2 separate regions of the Homo sapiens genome follow, and region 2 is linked to region 1. The links are chromatin contacts, found by Hi-C or POLR2A ChIA-PET in ENCODE. All regions are on one chromosome and are shown on one strand. The core of a region is the stretch at or near the end of the contact, and the rest is flanking DNA. Distances in the headings are between cores, read along the strand shown. Region 1 holds the start of TMEM176B (transmembrane protein 176B). Region 2 holds the start of NOS3 (nitric oxide synthase 3).

Region 1 (4,455 bases), core at 1-2,500:
ACCAACCTTCGCCGTTGGGAGACACGGATCCAAGTTCTGTTGCTGTCATTCAGATGTTTAACTTCTGAAAGATACGTTCCATTTGCGGAAAATACATCCTCTTTTTCTCAGTGATTTAAAATTCTCTCCTGAGCAGAAATGAAGTTCCCCTAGGAATGTAGGCCTATTCTAGTCCTTATATTCTGCCCATTGGCATGTCTCATGGGCTAGGCATCATTACCACAATTTTAACATGGAGCTTAATGCTAATTGGGCTGTTTCATGATCCCCTCGTGTGGTTTTTCTTTCAGAATTGTCATGGCCATTTTTGCTAGACTACTTCTTCACATGCACTTTAGAATCAGCTTGCCTGGCTCTAAAATAAATCCTGCATAGGCAATTCTAATGGACATCCTGGCTAAGTATCACAGTTTAAATCAAATATTATTAACAATTCTAATAACACCTCCCATTCGTACTCTACCTACTTTTCAAAGCAGTTTCACTCTTTCACCCACCTGGCCTCCTTGGGGTTAGAAAGGACAGGAGTTAGACAATTCCGCACACGTACAAAGGAGCTTCAGACTGCTTCCAGCCCAGCCCCAGATTCCAGCCAGACCTTCCCTTGACGGCCCAGGCCTCGCCCTGAGGGCACCTCGGGTTCCAGCTACCTCCGGGCCCCCAGGACCACCGCTTCCCCCGCCCCACGCCAACCCCTAGATCTGCCTCGCCCCCGCCTGAAGAGTCGGATCTGAACCAGGCCGGCACCACGGAGATTCCCCTGCGGGCCGCCCGACGCCTGGTAGGTGGTGGGCTCTTCCCGGCTGCCCCGAACACTTTCCTCTGTCCAGCTCTTCCCGTGCCCCGGGGCTGGGGAAAGCGTCCGGCAGCCCCGCCGCTCCCTGGCCCCGTCCCAGGAGCCACCCCACCGTAGGGCTCCAGCCAGGGTCCAGGCGTGCAGGCGGCAGAAGGTGGACGGGACGCGCCAGCCCCAGGCCTCTCCTCCCGCTCTCCAGCCGTTTTTCTGGGGAGAAACACCTGCACCCAGCTGTCCCTCCCTCCTACGTGAGTCCTCCTGGAAACCAGGTTGGAGGAAGAAAGACGTCCTGTGGACAGGACGGGGTGGGGGCATGGCCCTGGGGACTCCTCGTGACAGAGGGTCCTGCGGCAAGAGGGTCTCCCGGGCCGCGGAGGCCCTGCCTCACCTGCAGTCCTCCGGGAGCCCGCGGCCGAGCAGAGCGGACACTAGCTGACCCCGAGCAGGGGAGCGACGGGAGGGCGGAGACGGCAGATGCACGGGTGGGGGCTGCGGCCCCGCCCAGGCTGCGCGGTTTCCCGAAACCAGCTGCGGCCCGGGGGCCCGGCAAAGGGGGTTCCGCCCGGAGGAGCGGACCGGGCGGGAGAAGACCGAGCCCCCGCGCGCCCCCTGCGCTCCCACTCGCGCACACTTGCACGCCGGCCCTGGCCGGGCGGGGCTGGAGGCGAGAACGACCCCACGGGCTTTCCCAGGGCCGTCCGCCCGCGGACCCTCCCAGCTCCCCAGAGCCCAGTGACCCTCGCGCAGCAGGAGAACCCCAGACGGACCCCAGGCCCTGCAGCCTGTCATGAACCCGAGGGGCTGAAGTTCAGCCCCACCCCCGCCTCCCCTCCCCGCCTCCCCCTCCAACTCTCAACCCACTTCTCCAGCCAGCGCCCCAGCCCTCCCGCCGCCCGCTCGCAGGTCCCGAGGAGCGCAGGTGAGGCGGCACCCCACTCCCGGCGGCCCCCGGGCCTCCTTCCGCACGCACCCCGAGCTGCCTCCGCACAGTTGGAGGAGCGTAGGAGGGACCCCCACCCAGGGATGACACTCCAGGAAGGGGACTGCAGAGGAAGCCAGGTGCGGCCCCGGCTTTTGACCTACCTCCGCACCGCAGCGCGGTCCTTCACGGGGCAGGGGCGGCGTGAACCCGTCGGGCGTGAGCAGCAGTCGGTGGAGCGGGAGGTCGGCGGTGGCGGGGATGGGGGTATCCGGAGCGCAGCCGGGGCGCAGCTGCTGGCACAGGAGCTCCACAGGCAGCCAAGGACTCGGTCCTGTCCCAGAGCCTGCGGACTGTGGAGGGGAGGCCGCAGGAAGAGCCCGGGAGGAGGGGGTGAGGGGTCGAGGTGTGGGGCGCTGCTTGACCCAGACGCCAGGGCCCTGGGAGGAGGATGAGGGGGACAGAGCAGATCTTGGGCGAAAGGGGAGGTTCCCGCAGGCTCTGTAGTCGCCGCAGTTCCAGCATGGTCAGCACCCCCTCTGCTACACACATTCCCCTCGTGAGGGGCCAGGGGTGCGGCCCTGTGACCAGGACAGCCATTCATTGGGTGACTTTGAGCCACCACTGGCCCCTGACCTCCCCAACTCCAATGAAATCTGCGAAAATCTTCTGACAGCCGTTCCTCTCTGGTGCTCCCTTCCTCATAGACTGTGTCCCTGACAATGGGAACAGCCGACAGTGATGAGATGGCCCCGGAGGCCCCACAGCACACCCACATCGATGTGCACATCCACCAGGAGTCTGCCCTGGCCAAGCTCCTGCTCACCTGCTGCTCTGCGCTGCGGCCCCGGGCCACCCAGGCCAGGGGCAGCAGCCGGCTGCTGGTGGCCTCGTGGGTGAGTGTGACGGCCTGCCTCGTCGGGCGGCGGGAGGAACTCCCCACCTCCAGCCGCAGCAGCACTCTCTGCCAGCCTCCCTCTGAACAGGACACCGAGCCAGTTATGTCTTCTTACTTAGCGATGTGATTCTCTGGCCTTCTCAGTAAGAGCCTGGGGAGGGGAGGCTCTGGGCTGAAGGGGTGTGGAGGAGCCACTGACCATGCAGAGTCCCAATCAGTGGAGCCCTGAGTCCATCCTTTCCTCTGGGCCAAACTCAGGATGGGCCGGCTCTCCTCTCCTTCCTTTCCCTTCTCTTTTCTCCTCCTCCTGCCTCTTCTTCTTTCTCCTTCTCCTCCTCTTTCTTCTCCTTTTCTCTTCTCTTCTCTTCTCTTCTCTTCTTTCTTTCTCTCTCTCTCTACCTCTCCCTCTCTTTTTGGGGTTTTAGCGGTTAATCCCTGCAGTGGCAGGTCCACCTAGGAGCCGGGATCTTGGGTCCTTTGTCTTTCAGGTGATGCAGATCGTGCTGGGGATCTTGAGTGCAGTCCTAGGAGGATTTTTCTACATCCGCGACTACACCCTCCTCGTCACCTCGGGAGCTGCCATCTGGACAGGGGCTGTGGTGAGTAGAGCAGGACAGTGCTTGACTGCCTGTGAGAGGGGTGGGGCATTGCTCTCCTGATTGCCTTCCTCCAACATGGCGCCACAGAATGCTGGCAGTCGGAGAGATCTGATTATCTAGGACCATTCCCTGCCTGTTCAGATGAGCAAACAGCTGAGGGCGGTGGTGGCATGTCCTATTCACACTGTCTGCTCTCCCATACCCTTCCCAGTGCTGTTCCCACCAGGCTGGCTGCCTCTCCCTGCCTTCAACAGTTAATGTCAACTAAGGATCTAAGGACCTGCTCATCTCCAGATACTTGCATTGAGATGGGGAAGGCAGAGCGTTCCAGATAGTATGTGGTCCCCCAGGAAGCATCACCCCCTGGTTATTCTCATTGTCCTCCACAGGCCCTGTACACAATGGAAACCCAGGAATTGTTGTCAACAGATGGGTGTGTGCAGTTTGCACAGGAGCTGGGTAGGCTGGTCATGGTACCTACACTCTCAGAATAGCACTAAAACACTCATATTTACTGACAGAAGCCGAGAGTAATTACCTTCACCCAGCCTGTGGCAAAATACCCAGCTTAATTACAGAATTAGCCAAACAGGATTCAGGTCCACCTGTCCACTGGGACATACTAGATTTCCTGTTCTTCAAGCCCAGCTGAGTGGATTATTGGGCACTGTTAGGACAGGCTTCTAGACCTAACAGTGCCCACTCTGTATAGACTCACCCTTCATTGAGATCTTCTCCAGCACCCCATGACTTTTATCCACAGGATCCCACCATCCCTAGAACTTTCATAAAGCACTTGGTGTTGTTTAAAAAGGAAGGTTTAGAAGGGAAGAGGGGCTCACACCTGGCTTGACCACAAGCTCTTAGGTGTCACTAAAGCAGGGCCTTTTGCAGCCTCAGGAGTTGGATCCAGGCTCCACCCTCTCAGCAATTATCTTACCATGGATAATAAAGCTTAGCATGAAACCTCCCGCCCAAGCTGTGTGCTGGGGAAGGGCCTGCATGGAGGCTCTCTCGTGGGAGAGGAGTTGCATTTCCTGTACTAAGCCTGCTCCTGGCTCAATCTCTCCCCAGGCTGTGCTGGCTGGAGCTGCTGCCTTCATTTACGAGAAACGGGGTGGTACATACTGGGTAAGTTCAGGGAAGGGCATGGGAGGGGACCAGGTTCAGGCTGGAGGTCACCCCAATCTCCTGCCCTGTTGCAGGCTTCTCTGGGCCTTGCCCTTTTTTCCCCCGACTGGAC
Region 2 (4,999 bases), core at 121-2,620, 190 kb after region 1:
CGGGGGAATCAACTGTTCTCATCAGAGCACCCTGATGGAAGGCAGGACACTCCGGACAACACTGGCCACGGCCCAAGAAAGGGGAAGCAGGGAATCCCCTGTCCAGAGAGCATTCATCTCTGACTTTTTCTGTCTGTTTAACTTTTTTTTTTCCTCCTTTTCTTAAGACCCTGCCATGGCATCCTCTGCCCCAATTCAAACCCAATCCAGGCCTACTCTGACCCTCAGCTTTCAGCGCTGACTGTACTGAACTGGACCCCATCCTCCCTGTGACCCTCAGCCTTCAGTGCTGGCTGTACTGAACTGTAACCCATCCTCCCTGTGGCCACAGAGTGCTCCTTCTTGCACTCCTCCCCTTCACCTAGACTGACTTCTTTCTGCCCACACAGACCCATCTAGCCTCAGCCAATTCCCTTCTCAGTGGACCCTCTCCATTGCCTCCAGAGCACAGCTTCCAGTCCCCAGGCGGCTGCACACATTTGCAACAAAACAAGCCAATGTATGAAGCAATCCCACTCAGTGCAGGAGCTCAACCCAGCAGAGGATCCCCACAGAGAGGAACTGACCTGTGTCTTCCAGAGCACACAGGTTCAGAGCACACAGGTTCATTTAAGTGAGAACCCACACTTACAGAGCAAGCTGCCCAAAAACCACGACCAGGAGGGCCCAGAGAAAGAGCTGTCCCCGGGGCCTTGGGGACAGGGTGACAGCCACCCAGAGATCATGGAGAAGGGGACGTAAGGAAGACCTCACAGAGGAGTCATCCTGCGACTGTGTTGGTTGGGTCCTTCAGGAAGCAGAGTCCCAGGAGTTGGAAGCATAAGAGGAATACTGCGGGCAATGCCTGAGAAAGATAACAGGGACCGGGAGCAGGAGTGAGTTGGGCAGGGGAAGGATCAGGCCCACAATGCCAGGCTCACACCTGCAGAGGAGGGAAGAAGAAGAAGGGCCTCACATCAGCCCAGCGGGGGATGTTACGCCCACAGACGCCCCGGGGCTCAGTTACTGTCTAAGTGTTAGAAATAAATTTTCGGTGCCACAAAAGAAATAGCACTCAGATATAAATGTTCCCAGCAAGGCAATTTTACTTCTATAGAAGGGTGCATCTCACAGATGGAGCAATGGCAAGAGCACACCTGAACAAGGGAAGGGAAGGGGTTTTTATCCCTAAGGCAGGTAGCCCCTACAGCTGTGTTGTTCCCCTATTGGCTAGGGTTGGACCACACCGTCTGAGCTAATTGTTACTGGCTATTTTAAAGAGAGCAGGGGTAAGAGCCGGATTGGCAGGGTAAGTAGTTTGGCAGGAAGGACGGTCACAGAACAGGTGACTCAGGATGACTCAGGTCAGAGCAGGTGACCAGTGGTGACTCAGTTCGGAGCAGGTGATAGAAGCTAGGAGGGGGTTGTTTACTGAAACTAGGGGCAAGGAGACGAAGAGAACATGAAAGTTAAACTTTAAGATGAAGAACAAAGCTGAACATACTGATGCATTGGATCTTTGGAGAGGATCTCAGAACTCATTGTACTTAATTTACAGGCTAAAACCTTAGAAGAGGAATTTATTATATCCTACACAAGACTCCAGGGAAGCACATGGCCTTGGACTGAAGGCTGGCATCTGGAAGCTGTCAGCCACCAGCACCTTCTGCAGCAGGTACCTGCTCTCTAAGAGGGAGGCCTGGGTGGTGCACCTCCAGAGCTGCCCAGGCTGGGCCTCAAGGAAGAAAAAGATTTTCATTTGTCAGAGGCGGAAGGGAGAGGTGGAGGGAACAGCACAGCAGCGGCCCAGGGGCAGGGAAGCACAGGACCATTAGGGAGACACGAGAAAGCCCATTTGTCTAGAACAGAGGATTCAAGCAGTGCACCAAGGAAAATGAGGGCCAGGCCAATGTGCTGGAGTGGCTTTGTTCTTGGCTGAGGGTTTTGGGTAGTGCCAAAGCGTAAGGTAAGCCCTGCTTTCCAGAAGAATCTAGCAGAGTGTGGAGCCCAGATGGGACTGGAAGGCCTGGGAGGGGTCAGGTGGCCACAGGGACGGGCCACAGCCAGTGGTGCAGGCAAGAAGACAATGGCCATCCATGGTGGCTCACACCTGGAATCCCAGCCCATTGGGAGGTCGAGGCAGGTGGATCACCTGAGGTCAGGAGTTCGAGACCAGCCTGGTCAACATGGTGAAACCCTGTCTCTAATAAAATTATAAAAATTAGCCGGGCGTGGTGGTGGGTACCTGTAATCTCAGCTACTCAGGAGGCTGGGTCAGGAGAATCGCTTGAACCCAGGAGGCGGAGGTTACAGTGAGCTGAGATAGCACCATTGCATTCCAGCCTGGACAACAAAAGCGAGACTCTGTCTCAAAAAAAAAAAAAAATTAGCCAGGCGTGGTGGTGGGTGCCTGTCGTCCTCGGGAGGCTGAGGCATGAGAATCACTCCGGGAGGCAGAGGTTGCAATGAACCAAGATCACACCACTGCACTCCAGCCTGGGTGACAGAGCAAGACTCTGTCTAAAAAAAAAAAAAAGACAGAAGGATGTCAGCATCTGATGCTGCCTGTCACCTTGACCCTGAGGATGCCAGTCACAGCTCCATTAACTGGGACCTAGGAAAATGAGTCATCCTTGGTCATGCACATTTCAAATGGTGGCTTAATATGGAAGCCAGACTTGGGATCTGTTGTCTCCTCCAGCATGGTAGAAGATGCCTGAAAAGTAGGGGCTGGATCCCATCCCCTGCCTCACTGGGAAGGCGAGGTGGTGGGGTGTGGTGGGGCCTCAGGCTTGGGGTCATGGGACAAAGCCCAGGCTGAATGCCGCCCTTCCATCTCCCTCCTCCTGAGACAGGGGCAGCAGGGCACACTAGTGTCCAGGAGCAGCTTATGAGGCCCCTTCACCCTCCATCCTCCAAAACTGGCAGACCCCACCTTCTTGGTGTGACCCCAGAGCTCTGAGCACAGCCCGTTCCTTCCGCCTGCCGGCCCCCCACCCAGGCCCACCCCAACCTTATCCTCCACTGCTTTTCAGAGGAGTCTGGCCAACACAAATCCTCTTGTTTGTTTGTCTGTCTGTCTGCTGCTCCTAGTCTCTGCCTCTCCCAGTCTCTCAGCTTCCGTTTCTTTCTTAAACTTTCTCTCAGTCTCTGAGGTCTCGAAATCACGAGGCTTCGACCCCTGTGGACCAGATGCCCAGCTAGTGGCCTTTCTCCAGCCCCTCAGATGGCACAGAACTACAAACCCCAGCATGCACTCTGGCCTGAAGTGCCTGGAGAGTGCTGGTGTACCCCACCTGCATTCTGGGAACTGTAGTTTCCCTAGTCCCCCATGCTCCCACCAGGGCATCAAGCTCTTCCCTGGCCGGCTGACCCTGCCTCAGCCCTAGTCTCTCTGCTGACCTGCGGCCCCGGGAAGCGTGCGTCACTGAATGACAGGGTGGGGGTGGAGGCACTGGAAGGCAGCTTCCTGCTCTTTTGTGTCCCCCACTTGAGTCATGGGGGTGTGGGGGTTCCAGGAAATTGGGGCTGGGAGGGGAAGGGATACCCTAATGTCAGACTCAAGGACAAAAAGTCACTACATCCTTGCTGGGCCTCTATCCCCAAGAACCCAAAAGGACTCAAGGGTGGGGATCCAGGAGTTCTTGTATGTATGGGGGGAGGTGAAGGAGAGAACCTGCATGACCCTAGAGGTCCCTGTGGTCACTGAGAGTGTGGGCTGCCATCCCCTGCTACAGAAACGGTGCTCACCTTCTGCCCAACCCTCCAGGGAAAGGCACACAGGGGTGAGGCCGAAGGCCCTTCCGTCTGGTGCCACATCACAGAAGGACCTTTATGACCCCCTGGTGGCTCTACCCTGCCACTCCCCAATGCCCCAGCCCCCATGCTGCAGCCCCAGGGCTCTGCTGGACACCTGGGCTCCCACTTATCAGCCTCAGTCCTCACAGCGGAACCCAGGCGTCCGGCCCCCCACCCTTCAGGCCAGCGGGCGTGGAGCTGAGGCTTTAGAGCCTCCCAGCCGGGCTTGTTCCTGTCCCATTGTGTATGGGATAGGGGCGGGGCGAGGGCCAGCACTGGAGAGCCCCCTCCCACTGCCCCCTCCTCTCGGTCCCCTCCCTCTTCCTAAGGAAAAGGCCAGGGCTCTGCTGGAGCAGGCAGCAGAGTGGACGCACAGTAACATGGGCAACTTGAAGAGCGTGGCCCAGGAGCCTGGGCCACCCTGCGGCCTGGGGCTGGGGCTGGGCCTTGGGCTGTGCGGCAAGCAGGGCCCAGCCACCCCGGCCCCTGAGCCCAGCCGGGCCCCAGCATCCCTACTCCCACCAGCGCCAGAACACAGGTAAGGGCCAGGCAGCTAGGAGCAGGTGGGCAACAAGGGTGGTGTCAAGGCCTGAAGCCTGGGGCTGGGAAGGTCTGGAACTTGTAGCTGAGTCGGGAGGGCCAGGTCACAAATGCAAAAGGGCTATTAATGTGCATAGAACAGGACAGTCTGGGAGGCTCAGAAAGGAGACCAGGATCAGAGTCGGCAGGTGAAAGCTGGGAGTAAGGGTGCCAGCTATAGAATCTGGCCAGGGTTTGAATGCTGCTCTGCCGCCAGGAGCTGTTTGACTTTGAGCAAGTTACTTAATCTCTCTGAACCTCCATTTATATAAAACGAGATATGGCAATACTTACTCCATGGGGAAGTAAGTTTCTAGCTCACAGCAAGCCTTCAACAGCAGCGATGATTATTTAGCTGGAGAAGAAAGGAGCTGACAGCAGTGGTTACAGGAGTGAGAAAGTGGGGTCTCCCAGAAGAGGGAGAGAGTTGGGCAGGAAACTCGGGCCCTTGGGGTAAGCAGGCTGAGAAGACAGAGCCACCAGGCTTTTTTCCCCTGCTCCAGCCCCCTCTCCTCGTGGCTGTCACCCGAAAACTGGACCATGCAGTTCCCACAAGAGTCCTCCCGGGGGTAGAGGTCCCAGGAGGGAGGAAAGACCCGGAGGCCTGGTGGGGTGCCAGGCCGGGGGCAGGCTGGGGCTGCAG

The links. A loop is a pair of places that touch in the nucleus more often than their neighbours do. ChIA-PET counts read pairs that join two places held with the same protein, here RNA polymerase II (POLR2A). Pooled maps may share reads with other maps.
Region 2: a loop to region 1 is called in a map of heart right ventricle, with 2.7 times the contacts of the local background. The contact joins the promoter of NOS3 here to the promoter of TMEM176B in region 1. A Hi-C loop is called at or near these places in 30 of 168 maps with a recorded cell type or tissue (CD14-positive monocyte, CD8-positive, alpha-beta T cell, Calu3 and 17 more), 1 of 37 single-sample maps with no recorded cell type and 4 of 50 pooled maps. POLR2A ChIA-PET finds 5 or more read pairs at or near these places in 3 of 52 experiments (Caco-2, SK-N-SH and activated CD4-positive, alpha-beta T cell).

Annotation. Positions count from the first base shown.
Region 1 is chr7:150,799,114-150,803,568 of GRCh38, forward strand. TMEM176B (transmembrane protein 176B) reads right to left here and starts at 1,251. Exons shown (of 7, transcript NM_001101312.2): 1 at 1,185-1,251. TMEM176A (transmembrane protein 176A) reads left to right here and starts at 1,656. Exons shown (of 7, transcript NM_018487.3): 1 at 1,656-1,715; 2 at 2,423-2,611; 3 at 3,102-3,212; 4 at 4,287-4,343. The coding sequence starts at 2,438. RefSeq lists enhancers at 248-947, 948-1,647, 1,648-2,347.
Region 2 is chr7:150,989,647-150,994,645 of GRCh38, forward strand. NOS3 (nitric oxide synthase 3) reads left to right here and starts at 1,371. Exons shown (of 27, transcript NM_000603.5): 1 at 1,371-1,654; 2 at 4,107-4,315. The coding sequence starts at 4,158. RefSeq lists promoters at 723-1,591, 2,533-4,135, 3,100-4,157, 3,936-4,157, cis regulatory regions at 2,593-2,613, 3,620-3,626, 4,025-4,031, 4,062-4,068, 4,075-4,081 and 1 more, a silencer at 3,330-3,360 and an enhancer at 4,013-4,731.